Linked DNA regions of Homo sapiens: region 2 is linked to region 1. A link is a loop called in an ENCODE intact Hi-C map of the cell type or tissue named here. Cell type or tissue: sigmoid colon. All regions are shown on one strand. Each heading gives the region's core, and the rest is flanking DNA. Links, peaks and the distances in the headings are about the cores only. Region 1 has its middle 36 kb from the start of CDRT4. Region 2 has its middle 9.8 kb from the start of TEKT3.

Region 1 (8,340 bases), core at 1-8,000:
ATACCTTCAAGGGCAGAGTGGTATGGTAACTTACTGAAGGTTGCACAGTTGGTTTTTTAAAATTTCTAAGCATTTAATAGTTTTTAGAAAAGTATGCACTCTATAAATTAAAATAATTTTTCTGTGTGTGGGTTTTTTTTTTTTTTTTTTTTTTTGAGACACAGTCTTGCTCTGTCACCCAGGCAGGAGGGCAATGGCACAACCTCTGCTCATTGCAACCTCCACTGCCAAGGTTCAAGAATTCTTCTGCCTCAGCCTCCTGAGTAGCTGGGATTACAGGCACCCGCCACCAGGCCTGGCTAATTTTTGTGTTTTTAGTAGAGATGGGGTTTCCCCATGTTGGTCAGGCTGGTCTTGAACTCCTGACCTCAGGTGATCTGCCCGCCTTGGCCTCTCAAAGTGTTGGGGTTTACAGGCATGAGCCACCGCACCTGGCAAAATAATTTTTCTATAGATATCATTGTTTAAATTAATTTAATTCTCAGCCTATTATAACAACACAAGCATGAGCCTAGGATATCATTAACATCTGATGTTGTGGTAGAAATTGTCTGTGTTCCGTGACTGTGGTCCAGAAGCATTACCTCCTAAGGCAATTTAACAAAGAAAAAGAGTCTAATTCCTTTGAATGGGGAACTCTGCTTAAGCCCGAGCTGGGACTCGCAGGTCTGGCTAACACCGAGACTTAACCAGCCATGACTATATGAATTCCGCCAGAGAAGAAGCAGCTGGATCCAGTAATGAAGCCTTGGTCACTGGGGGAGGAGGCTGATCCTGGGGGAGGAGGATGACCTGCCATGTCTGATGCTCAGATTTGTCCCTTGGTTCAGCTCTTCCTGAGTGCCATGTGCGTGGCGATCAATGATTCAAACTCTCAAACAGCTCTTTCACTAAAAATCCTGGAAGGCCCTGGGGTACACATAAAAAGTGGGGCGAGATCTTGACTTCACAATGCATCAACAAGAAGGTCCCACCGCTCTGGGTATGGACAAGAAACAGCCAGGTCTGGTAGACCCAATGGGTGGTTGGCAGGACCAGCTTTGCTCATGAGGAACCAAGAGACATCCTTGGCACTCCCAGAAATAGACATGGAGCCCTTGCTAAGGCCTGAAGTTCATCACGAGCAGCCAGGGCATGGAGTGGAATGCAGGTTATTCCTAATGTAACCTCATCGGTCTGTCCAAGCTGGAGAGGCCCGGGGTATCTCAGGTTACACTAAACATATTTAACTTACATCTCTCAGAGGGACCTGGCTTTCTCTAATGTTCCACAGCCCGCAGCCTCTTTTTATTTATCTCCTCTGCATATGGAATTGTCTGCTTGGCAGGAGAGCTGTTTCAATTAGTCTCCCTGACGTAGTAGGTTCATGAAACATCAGAATATGTATTTTGTTAGTCCGTCTGTGTTGCTCTGTAACTAAGGCCCCGTCTGACACACATTGAGCAGCTGCTTTGAGCAGATTCTTTGGCTCCTTGTACAGAGTATGGTATTTACCCATTTGCAAATTCCACGGTTGGCGTTTAAACAGTTGAAGTTTAACCTCGGCAACATGACTGAGCCTGCTGGTCATTTTCATGTTGGCAGGGGCTATTAGGACATCAAATAGTTCCACATTCTGCAGCCTTTTTAGCAGTGGCCTGGGAGCATGTCTTAAAGGAGATTAGTCTGCATGACAGATAAGAGGCTGCAGGAGGCTGGGCACGGTGGCTCACACCTGTAATCCCAGCATTTTGGGAGGCTGAGATGGATGAATCACCTGAGGTGAGGAGTTTGACACCAGCCTGGCCAACATGGTGAAACACCGTCTCTACTAAAATACAGAAAAAATTAGCCAGGCATGGTGTTGGGTGCCTGTAATCCCAGCTACTCAGCAGGCTGAGGCAGGAGAATCACTTGAACCCGGGAGGTGGAGGTTGCAGTGAGCCAAGATCGCGCCATTGCACTCTAGAGCCTGGGCAACAAGACCGAAACTGTGTCAAAAAAAAAAAAAAAAAAAAAAAAAGCTGCAGGAAAGTGTTCAAGGAGGTAACTGCATAAACAAAGGCGCAGTGCAGATGTGGGCAAGCCAGATATTTGGGGGTGGCCCAGGAGCCCTCTAACTGGAATAGAGGTCGGGTGAGACCTAAACAAGGAGCAGTTATCGAGTTTATCAACAGCAAGTGTAAGAGCCACTTTGGAATGAGACCAGAGCAGTATGACCAGTCCCTTAGTCTTTTTTTTTTTTTTTTTTTTTAGGACAGGGAAAACAAGACGGGCACCCTGAGGTAGGGATTTTGATCCTTGGGTCCTAAAGGGGGTCTTCAGAGGCAGTGGAGGAGTCACATGGAGCAGCGCAGCTCTCGGTGGTGGAATCCCAACCAGGGACTGACGATGCATCCAGGAAGATGAGAATCTAGGAGTAGGAATGCCGGCCCTGCAGCCTCACTCCATGTGGACAGCGGTTGTGAAAAGATGGTTAAAGTGCTTTGCGAGCTGGGTCCAAGCAGATGTACACATCTGGACAATGTGGCTCTTTTCAGCCTTGATTGAGTCATTCATTCTTGGAGGCTTTTTGGAATCCCCACACTTTTAGACCAAAGGGCACATTTTCAGAGCCCACACATTATCAGTGCCAGATAAGAGTAGACAGATTGAGAAACCAGGGGAGGTAGAGCCAGGGAAGGGGAGTAAACACAACCTGAGGTTTATTGTGATCTGATGTTGTCAGAGCCTGGGCTGAAGCTAAGGGCTGGGCTTATGTTTGTCAAGCAATCAGGAAAACCTCTGTCTTCTTCTTTCACTACACATCCCCACATCACCTTCCCTCTGTCTCTCACCAGGAACCCAAGGCTTCAGCCAGCTACTGTGGTGCTTGCAAACCCCACAACAGTGTCCTAGATCTGTAAGGCATGGCTAGGCTGGGCCTGTCCCCAGCTCTGAGCATGTGTGTGGGAACATGGGGGCATGCTGGGCAGGGCCAGATGGAGATGAAGGAATACCTCATGTTAGGTGGGGCTTGAAGCCACCCCATATTCTCTGCCTTGAGCCTGACAATTATCTGATTTCTTTATGGGGCAGGCCAGAATATACAGGTGCCCACTCTTGTTAGCACACTGCTCAGGGCAGCAGATGGCATGGAAAAGACCTTGGACTTGGTGCTGAGACCTTGTCTTTTCTCCCAGGCCCTATATTCCAGGGCCAATGGAAATTCCAACCCCATCTATGGCCTTTCTAGGAAGCTTCTATTGCTGGGGGCCCAGCAAAGCTCATGGTATCAATTCACTTCCTTTCTAGATTCAATTGGTCAGCCACCTGGAGCATTCCATTATTTTTGGTAGACAAAGGGATGTGAGAGGCCACAGGATTTCAGGCAAGTTAAAAACCTGACCCTTGGGGTTGTTTCTGTGTGTCTGCCAATGGGGAGGGTTTTTATGGAGAGCAAAGTTAGTTCCAGAAGTTCTAACTTGTGGAAGGAAGAAAGGTGGCCTTCAATGTGCCAAGGTCTCTTGCTCACATTTTTGCATTTTGGAGCTTGTTTAAGCTCCCATAGGCTTAGGCCTATGCTCCCTAGTTGATTAGATAATTATGGAAGGAGGAGAGCCCTTTCGAGATTGGAACTTGGGCCTCTCAATTCCAAGTGCAGGCAGCTTCCCCTAAATTCAGATCTCCTCTTCATTGGTGTTACCCATGACAACCCTGCTGGTGTTCTCAAGTAGAGCAGATGTGTTTGTCCAGTAGCTGCTGACCCCAGTTTCAGCCATGGCTCCTCTACTGTGAAGCAGCCCCGTTGGAGACCCCTCTTCATGTGGCCAGTTTACCGTGTGTCCCTGGACCAGCAGAGGTAGGATGGTGAGGCTGGAGGTCCCATGAGACCTGGGTGAGGTCAGCTGTGTTTGCCGTTATATTTCCAGAGCCCTGCAACGGCCTGGCACAGAGTCGGTGCTCAAGTATTTATTGAGCAAGTGATTTGTGAGAACAAGGCTTAGCACCCAATCTAAAGTGCACTGGGAAGAGGTGGTTTCTTTCATCATATCCACAGGCTGGAAAAACCACTTGGCTTTTTGTAAAGTTTGAAGCACTGAGTAGGCAGCTCTGCTATGAAGGTTATGAAGGTTCCGTCTAGACCCAAGAGTATGATTTGAGTGAACTCTTCAGTAAGTTCCTTTCATGTACCCTTCCTTACGGGATATTAGAGAGAGAGAAGGGACGGGAGGCACAAGTTCAAAAAACTTAACATATAGTGATTCTATTCTTTTAAATGACCAATCCATACCTATCTGATGGAATTCCAAGTAGATTTCCTTTTCTTTAGCCTTCATCAGAAGGGACGTAATTTCCCAGACCCAGCTTGCTCCTTGTTCCCATGTTTGCAGCATGCCAACAGGCATCCAACAAATATGCACCCAGTGCTGCCTGTGCCAGGGCCCCAGCCGTGGACACAGGAGACGCAATCAAGCTTACGTTCTGGCAGTGGAGCATTAGACAAGCGCATGATCGCATTGCAGTGGTGATGCGAGTTACGAAGTGCAGGGCTCTGTGAGTGTATTTGCTTTAGGCTCATGACGTGTTGTTCTCTCAGTCTCATGAAAGAGGGATTATGGAAAGAGGCAGGATTAGTATCAGGACAGCTGCTCATAAAAAGGAGTGAGGTCATGGCGAATTTTTGGCCAAGTTGAATGTGAGTGGCTGCGTAGGTTTTTAAAACTTTGCAAAGCTGCTTTCGGGTTATATTCAGCCCCTACATCCAGGTCTGTTTCTGTAGCGCCATGGAGCGACCCCTGGTTCAGTCAGGCTTTAGGTTAGGGCATCTCTGTCTGTAGCCCTGTATAGTGACAGCACAGAGGAAGTGTCAAACATGTGTACACTGTTTGTTCCAGGACTCTTATTCCCTGACTGCCTCTCTATCCTAGAGGGCTGAGCTGGGCAGCTACAAAGGAGACCTCAAGCCTTCCTCAATGTCCTCTCCAGACCTGGGGCAGGTGCCAGGTCTAAGCCTTCAGCATCTGGCTCCTGGCCTGCTGGACCCCACCTCACATTTCTAGTTCTCCAGAGCAAAAGGACTAGCTCTGCCTCTCATTTCTTGACTGTGGCAGACAGCCCCTGCTCCCTACTGGCGTGGCCAGATTTCCGGGGGCCTCTCTGTAGACTGCGGTGTGGGGTGCATTTCAACCGTGACCTTGCCCTCGTTCTATCTCCTTCCAACCTCTTTGGTTATAGCCATAGTACTCCTCACTCTGTCTTTTACTCTTCTTTCCTTCCTTTCCTTTCTTCAACTTTCTTTCTTCCCATTGCCTCCCTCCCTCCTTTCCCTTCTTCTCTACCTTTTGAGCTTCATTGATTATCCTTTAAATTAATCAAATTTAAATTAATCAAAATTAAATGATGCTTGTTGCAAGTAACTTAGGTTTTCTTGAAGTGTAATTGACAAGTGACGCTGACCCTGTCAAACTTAGGGGGAGCATATGTTCTTTAATACTCAGGTATTAGGAGTAGGAGCTCCAGCCTGAGGACAAAGGGGAGTTTCCGCCTACTTTCTGGGAAGCTCTAAGAAATGCTTGCGTATTCCACAAAACCACCCTAATGGCCACTGGTCCCCTCCGGCCACCCATCTCCTCCCTGAAGCAGCTGCTGCAGGATCCCAGGCCACTGCTGTTCTGCCCTTCCCCACCATAGCTATTCGGTCCCCCTGCAGCTTCCCAAAGCACAGCTCTGCTAGGTTCGCCACAGCCAACCATGTCTGCTGTGACGGATTGGGGATATCAGAAGCTAAACAGAGTAAATTACAATTGCTACCATAAGTGGCTACTCTGGATGGGGTGGTGGATGGCGGGCGGAGGGTGGTGGCCTAAATCACAACCTAAATGTGATTTCTGTTCCCTGGTGAGGGCCGGCTCACCCTTCAACATGGATCTCAGTGTATCTGCATAACTCAAAATCCAGGTCTAGTTTTTCCTTAATCCTGGAGGTACTGGGGCGTCCTGCACCTTACTTTGCCCTGTCCATAGGTTCCCTCTTTTCTTGATCATAGACAAAATTACCCCTGAGAACAACAACAGCCTCATCCATGAGATGTAGTTTAGTTTTCCTGGTGTGGAAAAGAAAACTGCAACATCCAACAGTACACTTTCTGTTGCACGACTTGTTCAGTCAGGAAATACAGTGCATTTGGAGCGTCAGAATGATTTAGCAGAGCAGGGGGCTTTTGTCTGGTCCTCTTTAGAGTCCCACTGCCAGAACATGGGGGAAGTTAAGACTTATAATCACCCATAGCTTTCAAACAGAACACACATAGCATCTCCACCACCACCAAATGACCACCTTCATCATCTTCATCTGCAACCCCATCACTACCGCCATGACCATCACCACCATACCACTACCACCACCATCACCACCACCATCACTGTGACCATCACCTCCACCTCCACCTTCATTACCACCATCACCACCACCACCACCTCCATCTCCACCTGCAACCCCAGCACTACCACCATGACCACCACCACCATCACTGCCATCACCATCATTACCATCACCTCCACCTCTACCTTCAACATCACCATCACAATGACCACCACCATCACCACCAGAAACACTGAATAAAATAATGAAAGTGCAGCCTTAGGCTGGGCACGGTGGCTCACACCTGTAATCCCAGCACTTTGGGAGGCTGAGGCGGGCAGATCACTTGAGGTCAGGAGTTCGAGACCAGCCTGGCCAACATGGTGAAACCCCGTCTCTACTAATGTGAAATACTAAATGTAAAAATACAAAAATTAGCTGGGTGTGGTGGTGGGCACTTGTAATCCCAGCTACTTGGGAGGCTGAAGCAGGAGAATCACTTGAACCCCGGGAGATGGAGGTTGCAGTGAGCAGAGATTGTGCCATTGCACTCCAGCCTGGGCGACAGAGTGAGACTCCATCTCAAAATAAATAAATAAATAAAAATTAAAAAAAAATAAAAAAGAAAGTGCAGCCTTTATTTCTTTATTTATTGAAAAATCTTTCTGTAAATTAGCAAAGGCCCAGTCTCAATAAAAGACCGATTTCATATCACCCAATAGAATGTTTTACATCCACATCAAAGGCAGCAGCTTTTGGGTTACTTCACTAACTCTGGACACCCCCAAAACATAAATCCGCACAAATAAACTCCAAAGTGAGCCCTCTCAGAAGAAAAGCAAGATTTGACCAAGAAATGAATGCTGACTTTCTAGAATGCAGAAATCCTCAGAGTTCTTAACCTGGCTCCCGCGGACTTTCAAGACATCCACAAATAGAATCCAGGAGTCCTTGCACTTGGATGGGAAAAAAAATTATAGCTTTGTTTTTATTAAACCTCTCACTGGATATGAGCATTTCCTTCAGTGAAGTATTACCAATACCTGTGACTTTGTTGGCACTGGGAATCACAGAAATTTTCATACCACGTGACAGTTGCAGATATCTTGAAATATTGTGTCTGCTCATTTCTTCTTTGAAATGATGGTAGTCGTTGGACTTGCTGCTACATCTTGCTATTTAATGCATTAGTAAAGAAAACCCAAAGTATACTTAGCACACATCTGTGTTTAAAAAAGCTTTGATTATTTAGTTTCAACAAAATGGGTTTGTTTTTATTCTTATGTATTTTATTAAAAAAAATTTCAGAACCCCTGACATAAGGTCAGTTCCTCTGACTTCAACACCTATCAAATCTTGCTTCTGTTGCGTATCTGAAGTAAATGGTGGAAACTTCTCTCCCTTGACATCTACCCCAAGGAGTAACCACTGTCTACAGCTTGGCATATATCCTTTCAGACTCGTCTTTTTCAGTACAAATACACATATATATTTAATGTATGTATACACATAATACACACAGTTATTTTTAATGAGATCACTATACATATCTTGCAACTTGCTTTTTCCGCTTAACATCTCTCCCTGTTAATGTAAAATTGCCTCGATTTTTTGGATTGCAGAGAAATGCCAGAGCTCATGTATCCATTTCTCTTTCTGATGGGTATTCAGGCTGGTTCCACTTTTTCTCCACTCCAACCATTGCTGAAATGAGCTTCCTGAGGCAGCTCATCCCCTCGTCTTCCCATGCTGCTTCCTTGAGTGTCTCAGTGGCTTTCTGGGGCTCATTCCTGAGGAAATTGAAGCAGTGGGATGTATGGGCACCTCATATTTGAGCTTCTTTTCCTGTAGGTTCTTTAGAAACCTATGTGCATGGTGGTGGGGGAGTCCTGGCTTCTAGAATGCACAAACAGGACGATCAGAGATCCTGGTGCTTGAGTGATCTCAAAATATAAATCATGTTTCAAATTATGAAGCAAAGCAGGGGTAATGACTGCCTCACTCTTTTTTTCCCACATC
Region 2 (8,340 bases), core at 333-8,332, 81 kb after region 1:
ACCCTCAGCTGCAGGTCTGTTGGAGTTTGCTGGAGACCCACTCCAGACCCTGTTTGCCTGGGTATCAGCAGTGGAGGCTGCAGAACAGCAAATGTTGCTGTCTGATCGTTCCTCTGGAAGTTTTGTCTCAGAGGGGTACCCAGCCGTGTGAGGTGTCAGTCTGCCCCCACTGGGGAGTGCCTCCCAGTTAGGCTACTCGGGGGTCAGGGACCCAATTGAGGAAGCAGTCTGTCCGTTCTCAGATCTCAAACTCCGTGCTGGGAGAACCATTACTCTCTTCAAAGCTCAGCTGGAAATGCAGAAATCACCCGTTTTCTGCGTCTCTCATGCTGGGAGCTGTAGACTGGAGCTGCTCCTATTCGGCCATCTTGGAACCGCCTCAGAGAGGTTAAAATGGTTTGTTCAATGTCTTGCATGAGTAGGGGGCAAAACCAAGGCTACCAATGCAGCAGGTCTGTCTCATTCCTGAGCCTGTGTTCTTTCCTCTGTGCCATGGGAGCCACCTTAGATAGAAAAACGTCTCCTGCCACTCTCGTCCTGCTGGAGCACACAGCTCCCTCGCTGCAGTGGGGACCCCAGATGGGGGATTGGGGAGCTGCTACAGCAGGTAACTGTGGCCCTCAGGAATGCTTAGTAGATGCACATCCTGGGCAGCACTTCCCAGCCCTTTCCACACCATGGCACATGGAGAAAAGGAAACATTTAGTTGGCAGGGTGGGTTATACAGAAAAGAAGAAGCGTTCAAAACTGGGAGCAAAGGGTTGACCATGACCTGGCTACTGAACAACTGGGGCATCCATAAGTCAACCCACTTGTCACCTGCCCAAAGCATGGAAGCTGGGGCTCTGACACATGGCAGAGGGCAGAGTGCACATGAACCTCAGACACTGTCTCACGGGGGCAGACACTGTCATGTCTGGGCCTCTGCAGTACCAGATTTCTACAGGGGCTAAGCAGTAGATGATCCCTTTTGGAATTCACATCAATGACACACCTAGTGTCCTCAGAGCATCGGTGACTTTGAAGGGTTGGGTAGAAGCAAGGGGAATGGCACTTGGCTTGTGGGCAGCTATGAGTAATCTGCTTGGCCCTGGACATGGAGAGGTGCACACGATTGCCTACAGAGCATCACAGTGCCCACTGTGTTTTCTGTTTATTTTTCAGTTGAATGACAATCCAAAGGTGGTTGTGCTGGATGAGATAAGAAGAACCAATACAGTGTGGAGTTTATGACTCTTACTTTGGACTCAGACAAATAATTTACAGGGAAGTAGAGATATACATGTAGATATGTAGGTATGTAAGTGTGTGTATATGCGTATATATGTATATATCAATACCTACAGTATTTATATAAATACCTTTTATGTATGTATATATAAAGAGAATGTCTAGGTAGATATGCTCAGCAGATATGTGTAAGCAGGCCCCAGAGATTTAGGTAAGTGAGAAACATTACGGTATTTTGAGGCATGATGAAATTTGCTTTTTTTTTTTTAACTTAGAATTTTGAAGTTTCTTCCTTAAGGAAGTCTATAGGCAGTGGCGGATAGATCCTTTGTAGCAGATGGGAGATGGAGCTGCCTAGATGGGGTGATTTCAGGGATAGCGCACTCATATCTGCTCAATTTGGCCAGAAAGTGCTGTTTGCAGAATGGCACCAGAAATAAAATTCCAATGAGAATATTCGCACCAGGCCTCCCGGGTATAAGGGAGAGACCAAACGATGTTGGAGATACTTGTCTCAAGCACTTGGCTGACTTTGGGCAAATCAATTAAACTTTTTGGCCTCAATTTTCTCATCTAATGAGGGGGCTGAACTGGGGAGCTATTAAAATCCCTCTAGGTTTCACTTTCTGTGATTTGACTAACTTCAATTCCATTATCTGAAACCTCTTCTCAAAGAAAATGTGTGCTTCATAGAGCAGATGAGGGAGGAACAGGAGAGATTTGAAGGTTCCTCTTAGAGACTTTAAAACATTTAAAGTTAAATTAGACCTATAAATAACTACTTTTAAAATCTCACTAGCCAAAAATTGGCAGCTGTTTATAATATAGCTTATGAACGCATAAAAATATGCACCTCAAACAAAGGAAATCAATAAAGAAGATAGTTTCTTTGCCTTTAAAAAGCCTTAAGATTAACATACAGTAAGATCATCTGTATAAAATTTAAGATCTAGTATCATTGCTCAAATCCAAGTAAACTGCTCATTTGTAATAAAGTTTGTATGGGTTCGCAGACCTCATCCTTGGCTTACTGAATCAGTTCCTCTTGGGATGAGACCCTGAAATCTACATTTTAAAAGCTCTCTGGGCAATTTTGATGTGTCTTGTCCTGCACTAGGGAATGTACTAGCAGAGGAGATATGTCTGTGTAGTGTGACTCTGATGAGCTAATTATTGGCTTTTGAGGAGCACTTAGGATTTTTATGAGTATTTCAGAGAAGTGCAGAGTGGGAGAGGGGGAGGTGATGTTGATTCCAGGCAAACATGAATTGTATTTGTTTGCATTTGCTTGTGGCTATAAAATATTGACCTTCCATTTTCAATATGGAGAATTGTAGAGTTGGTACCTCTCATCTCCATACCCTACCTGGCCTGATACCCCAAAGATTGTTCGACCTGCATTTCTGAACAAAATATCTGCCCTGAATTCCTGTCTCTTTTTTGCCCCTAGTGATCTGGGCTGGGTCAAAAGCTCCTTTTTAATCTAGATAGAGAACAAGCCCTAAACAGCATGCCTCAGTTTCTGGTCTAGCCTGATTCTTTCATCACTAGAACTAAAGTGCTTTCTTGAGTAAAAGACATTGAAAGACTTAAAAGGCAACTGTAAACTCAAGGGCTCCAACACTCCTAGTATATAGACTCTTCCCTCATTGTTTCTACTATCTGCTCCCCAACTTGATAGCCCCATCTTGGCTGCTGCAAATGAGAGGAAGACAGAAGATATGGAAGACAAAAGGAGGTTCAGCTGCTTTTTCTACCTCAGGTAAGAACACTAGTCTGCTTCCTTTCAGCTTTTTAATATCTCAAATAGATTCCCTCATCTTCATTATCCAACTTATATGAATGCTAATTTGGCTCCATGTTGCTTCTACTCAAATCATTATGGCCTCTTTGATAATTTTCAGGGCCCTTTCCCTAAATAATTCAGCAATAAATGGCCAGAAAATTAGGTCCCTCAATGAGGTGATTCCTAGCTTGTATTTTAGGCTTTTTGAGGACCAGAGACATCCCATTACCTTGAGTAATGAGGATTATAGGAAGGAATCACATAGAATTAAGAAATGCCATGGAAATGGGAGCATGTTTGCAAACGACAAAGTCCTTCAGAATGTAAGAAGGCTCCAGTGAGAGTTATCTCATTGCTTCTTGGCAGATCGAGTCGTGAATCTCAGCCAGAGTTTTGCAATATCAAATATGATGACTCAGTCACTCTCTATATGACTCAATATCAAACCCCATGAGAGAGAGGATCTGCCTAGGTTGGCACTTGAGCTATGCCACCTCAATCCACTGGCCAGTCCACAGAGGGGCCACCTTTGAGCTGGGTGTTTACCTGTGGTCCAAACATTCATGGCCAATAAATGGGGGTGGGGAACACACCACATAAAACATGGCCACTGTCTTAGGTCAGGTTCACCAGAAGAAGACTCCAAGGATTAGTGTGAAAGTGATTTATCAAGAAATGTTCTACTGGGAAAAACTGGGAAAGAAATGGGGAAGTAGGATCTATTATAGAAGGGAAGTTGGGAGATGCAGGAATGTGGTATCCAGCAAAGTCCCAGGAGGGTAACTTTGGTTCATTCCCACAGGAGGAGCTCTGGAAACAGGGTAGGTCATGCCTCAGAGGGTCACGCCTCAGGAGAAGAGCATCTGGGGTATTTATACCCCAGAACTCATTAGTCTTTGGTTATGGATTGGCCTGAGGCACAAATTCCCAAGCACTTCCAGGCTTTCTTGCCTAAGCAAAGTAGATTCTGGCAGCCTGAGGACAGTTCATCTTCAAGGAGATGTAAGAATAAGCATACGGGGAGTCTGTGCTCAGGAAAATGATCAAAGGGTCCGAGGAGACATGGGTTGAAGTGTGGACAGCGTCTGCTATAGCTTCGTAAAGAGATAGCTAGAGAGGCTTCCTTCCCCAGGGGCCCACAGTCAGCACGCACACCCTAAGCTGAATAGATTCTTCCCTATATAGCCTGACAAGCTGTGTTGGAAGCTTGCGCTAAGGTTGTGGAAGACTCAGCCCGCTATCTGCCACCTTCATCTCCACAGCCTGGCAACCTCATAACTGGCTGACTGAAGCGAACGTAAATTAGACAAAGACCAGCACAAATCAGACTCAAGTTAACACACGCCAGACTCTGGCTGTTTCTGGTTTATAAACAAAAGATAAACTATTTCCAACAATGTCAACAAAAATAAATTAACTTTCTTATTAAATCACTGAGAAATGACATTTCAAATATTTTATAAAAATACAGCACATCTATCTATATCCAACTCTGCTTTTGTTTCCACAAACTCTTGTCAGTTTAAAGATCTACACAATTTTCTCTGTAGCCCGTAAATGAAAACTTTCAGTTTTTCCTGGCTGGCAGTGCTTTTTCCTCTTCTGAGCTCCGAAGAGACTGGGTTTCTTTCTGATGGCTTTGACCACACCAGAGCCTGCACTGTAGGATTTTTGCCCACGTCCCACCAAATGTTAACCTCTTAAGGACAGAAACAGGGGCCCATTCACAGTGATACAAACATTTAACAGCTGAATCTCTGGGGAAAAATGTATGTATCTGTACATAATGTTTATTATATTTTAATGATATTAAACAATTCTTAGCTTATAATTTATAAATAGTAATAAAATATACAAATACTCTGTATTATAAATTCCATATAGCCAGTTGGTTTTTACAGAATTATTTTGTTGATTTTTGCCAAACTCTTGTATTTCTAACCAACCTGTAGTTGCAATTAATGAATAAGAGGAGTCCAACATGAATGTTGGTTGACAGCTCCGTTCACATTAACAAGACAAAAATGAAGATGTATATGGAAACTTTAATGACACGAATGACTTCTTTGCTGAATCAGATAATTATTTTCAAATAGTGGGAGAATGTAGCTTCAATTTGTGTGTGTGTGTGTGTGTGTGCCTGTCACAATTTCATGGCTACAAACAGGAGATACTTTAATGTGCATTATACTTTCCATCACTTTCTTGAGTTTAGACAATCAACAAAACTATAAATCAAGCCTTGCTTTGTGGCTATTGATCATTTCCATAATGTAAATACTCCCACTGTAGTCATTTTCAAGCTACCAATGTTGCTGATGTCAGAGTTGGGAAGAGATGCTCAGTAGTACATCACGATAAAGTGTTTCCATTATAAAGATACAATAGATGAAAATAAACTTCAAGACATAAAACAATAAAATATTGTGAAATAATTAGAAGGTGATAAATTTTGGGTATCTGTTGCCATTGTTTTAATATAATTTACTAAACAGTAAATTTATATAATGTAGTTTTTAATAAAGGCTGTGCTTAATGAGCTTGCAAAATTCTTGAAAATTTAACAATAGTCTTGCAAGCCAGTATGACCCAGTTCCAGTACACCACTGTCACTCACATTTCATAATTCATTGTCTTGCATGCTACTGAGAGTTACAAATTGTTCAGTGATTGCATGACTGATGGTAAATTAGAGATGTTGACTCTCTGATTCTGTTTGACATGCTCTGTCTTCCTCTTAAGAAGATTCTAACTTCTTACTAGTGGTAGTAGCTGAGCTCAAAAGGTAATTGTTCTAAACTAATAAAGGTCCTATTGGCTTATCTGGATGAAACACCATGTACCTCTGATAAGATATCAGCCTCCTTAGACCAGTTTGTGTCCTTCTGTTAGTAGTAGTCAATGTTTCTTTATAATACTCGGTTTCTACAGAATCATAGAGAGCATATTATAAATGCCCTCAGATCTTAAAATGTCAGATCTTTTTAGGTAGCCTTGGTATAGTTCCCCGTTTTTTAAATACATAGTACAAAATACAATCTATAACACAACACTATCCATAATCCAATGGTTACCATTTAATGACTCTTAACAACATTAAACCAAGCATTTTTCCCCACTCTAAGTATCCCATCTGTGTTTCTATCTGCTTCTTTAGGTTATAAGGATCTCCCTATAATGCTTAATATGAGTCATTTTTGTTGTTGATGATGATTAATTTATGACATAGGACTGTCGGTGAATAATACCAGGACCTTATAAGTGAAACTTTAAGGTTAAAGTTCAGGGTAGTCCCAGATGATACAAGAAAGTCTTCAGGCACGAAGACTGATTGATTGTCTAGCCATCTTGGCTGCTGGGGAGGTTGTTGATTACTCACAATGCATCTCACCTGATAACTCCAACCTTGATTTCTTTTCCCTTGAGTTACATTTCTCCCAGGACAAAAAGAGGAGCAGACAGTTCCTATAGAAATAGGTTCCATGCCTGATGGGCTCTCCAAGAACCATTTACAAGCGAGCATCCCAGCTTCAGTCTGTTTTCTGGAAAAGACTTCGATAGAGCATCTGATTCATTATCTTCCCTTCGGACTAGTGAGGCATTATTGTTTTCTTCTTATGGAGAGATCCAGTTGATCTGGGGGTTTGCCCAATACCACACCACCAGTAAGTTCCAGGAGGAAAGCTGGTCATTGTTTCCCAAGTTATGATTCTCATCCATCCATGCATTCATTCAATAAACACATAGCAGAAGTGCACCACAGGCCTAGCCCGATGGTCAGTCAGTGCTAAGGACTAACAAGGAGAATGCACAGGAAAAATGTACAGCCATTTGAGGTAGGGGAAAGATCACAGGCTTTGGGGTCAGACATCCTAGGTTGAATTCCAGCTGTATCACCTTCTAGCTAATGTGGCCTTGGTCAAGTTACCTAACCTCTAAGTCTCTGTAAAAGAGAAGTACTGTTATAAATCTCATGGGGTTAGTCTGAGAGATATAAATGAGGTATATGAGGCTTGCACAGAGCAGGTGCTTCAAAAATGGTTCCTGTGATGAAGGCTGGAAAAACACTGTCCTTATTCTCATGGGACTCATAGTCTAACAGGAGTGGCAATCTGTGAAAACATACAACAATAACATAATGGCTCTCAGAGAAGCTAAAGAGAGCACTGTGGAAACCCACCACTTTCTACTTGGTCAGGAGACTGATCATGAGCAAAAATGTGACTGTGACCTTGGGCATATCACTTAACCTCTTGAATCATAGCTCTTCCATCTACTAAACACGGGATAGATATTCAGATAAGAATAATCCTGGCTGAGTTTACACATCTTGGCTCTCTGGAAGCATTCCCAGCAAGGCGTGCCCTGCAATTTCATGCTCTGAAAAAGTCTATTCAATTGAAAAAGCTGACAGTGATACACACCCCTTTTAATAGCTTAGTAACATAAGCAAAACACAGCCGTGACAACTGGTATCACCTTGCCGTTGTAAGTGATAAAAATTCTCAATGAATGCATTACACACCCAGCTGAGGTTCCTAACCAATCTTCCATGAAGCCCTTTTATGTAAATATTAATGTCATATTCTACCCGTTAAGTCCATTCAGATCCCACATCCAGTTCATAGATTGACATTGCTGTTTCTAAAAGTACAGATTCCCAGTGCAGAAATCAAGGAAAATAATACCATTGATATTGATGATGAAAATTTGAGTAAAATACCACTTTTTTCTAAGTGATTTGCAACAACAGTGAAAAAACACGTCTAGAAACTATATTACTATAAAATTGAGATGGAAGACATTTCTGTTACCTCTCCTACAATGCAAATATTACCAATTTCTCTGTTTACATAGCTATAAATGTAAGTATGGACTTAAAAGGTTTTAGAAGAAATCAGCAGGTTAGAGACAGTTTGGCTATAAAGGCAGCGTTTTCTTTTTCCACTTCCTAACATTCCCCTTCCACTCCTCACTCACACCCCCACATACCATCAGCCCTCCCCTTCCACTCCTCACTCACACCCCCACATACCATCAGCCCTCCCCTTCCACTCCTCACTCACACCCCCATATACCATCAGCCCTCCCCTCCACTCCTCACTCACATCCCCATATACCATCAGCCCTCCCCTTCCACTCCTCACTCACATCCCCATATACCATCAGCCCTCCATATCTATAGATTCCACATCCTTGGATTCACCAACTGTGGATAGAAAATATTTTTAAAAAATAAAGACAACAATCCAACAATAAAACATAATACAAATAAAAAAATAAAGTATAACAACTATTTACATGGCATTTACATTGTATTAGGT

Evidence for each region. A loop is a pair of places that touch in the nucleus more often than their neighbours do. Peaks named below come from ENCODE experiments on the same cell type or tissue, not always from the same donor. Only the 100,000 strongest peaks of a DNase experiment are listed, where the experiment ranks them.
Region 2: a loop joins it to region 1, with 8 times the contacts of the local background. A loop is called at or near these places in 2 of 110 quality-filtered maps.

Annotation. Positions count from the first base shown.
Region 1 is chr17:15,427,564-15,435,903 of GRCh38, reverse strand. No RefSeq gene overlaps it. Among named protein-coding and RNA genes, the nearest start is that of CDRT4, 36 kb to the left of the region's middle. In sigmoid colon, for the core only: no CTCF peak of the experiment used is centred there; DNase peaks (open chromatin) are centred at 1,413, 2,463, 3,893, 4,453 and 2 weaker places; H3K27ac peaks cover 3,946 bases.
Region 2 is chr17:15,347,247-15,355,586 of GRCh38, reverse strand. No RefSeq gene overlaps it. Among named protein-coding and RNA genes, the nearest start is that of TEKT3, 9.8 kb to the right of the region's middle. In sigmoid colon, for the core only: no CTCF peak of the experiment used is centred there; DNase peaks (open chromatin) are centred at 3,436 and 4,236; H3K4me3 peaks cover 710 bases; H3K27ac peaks cover 1,806 bases.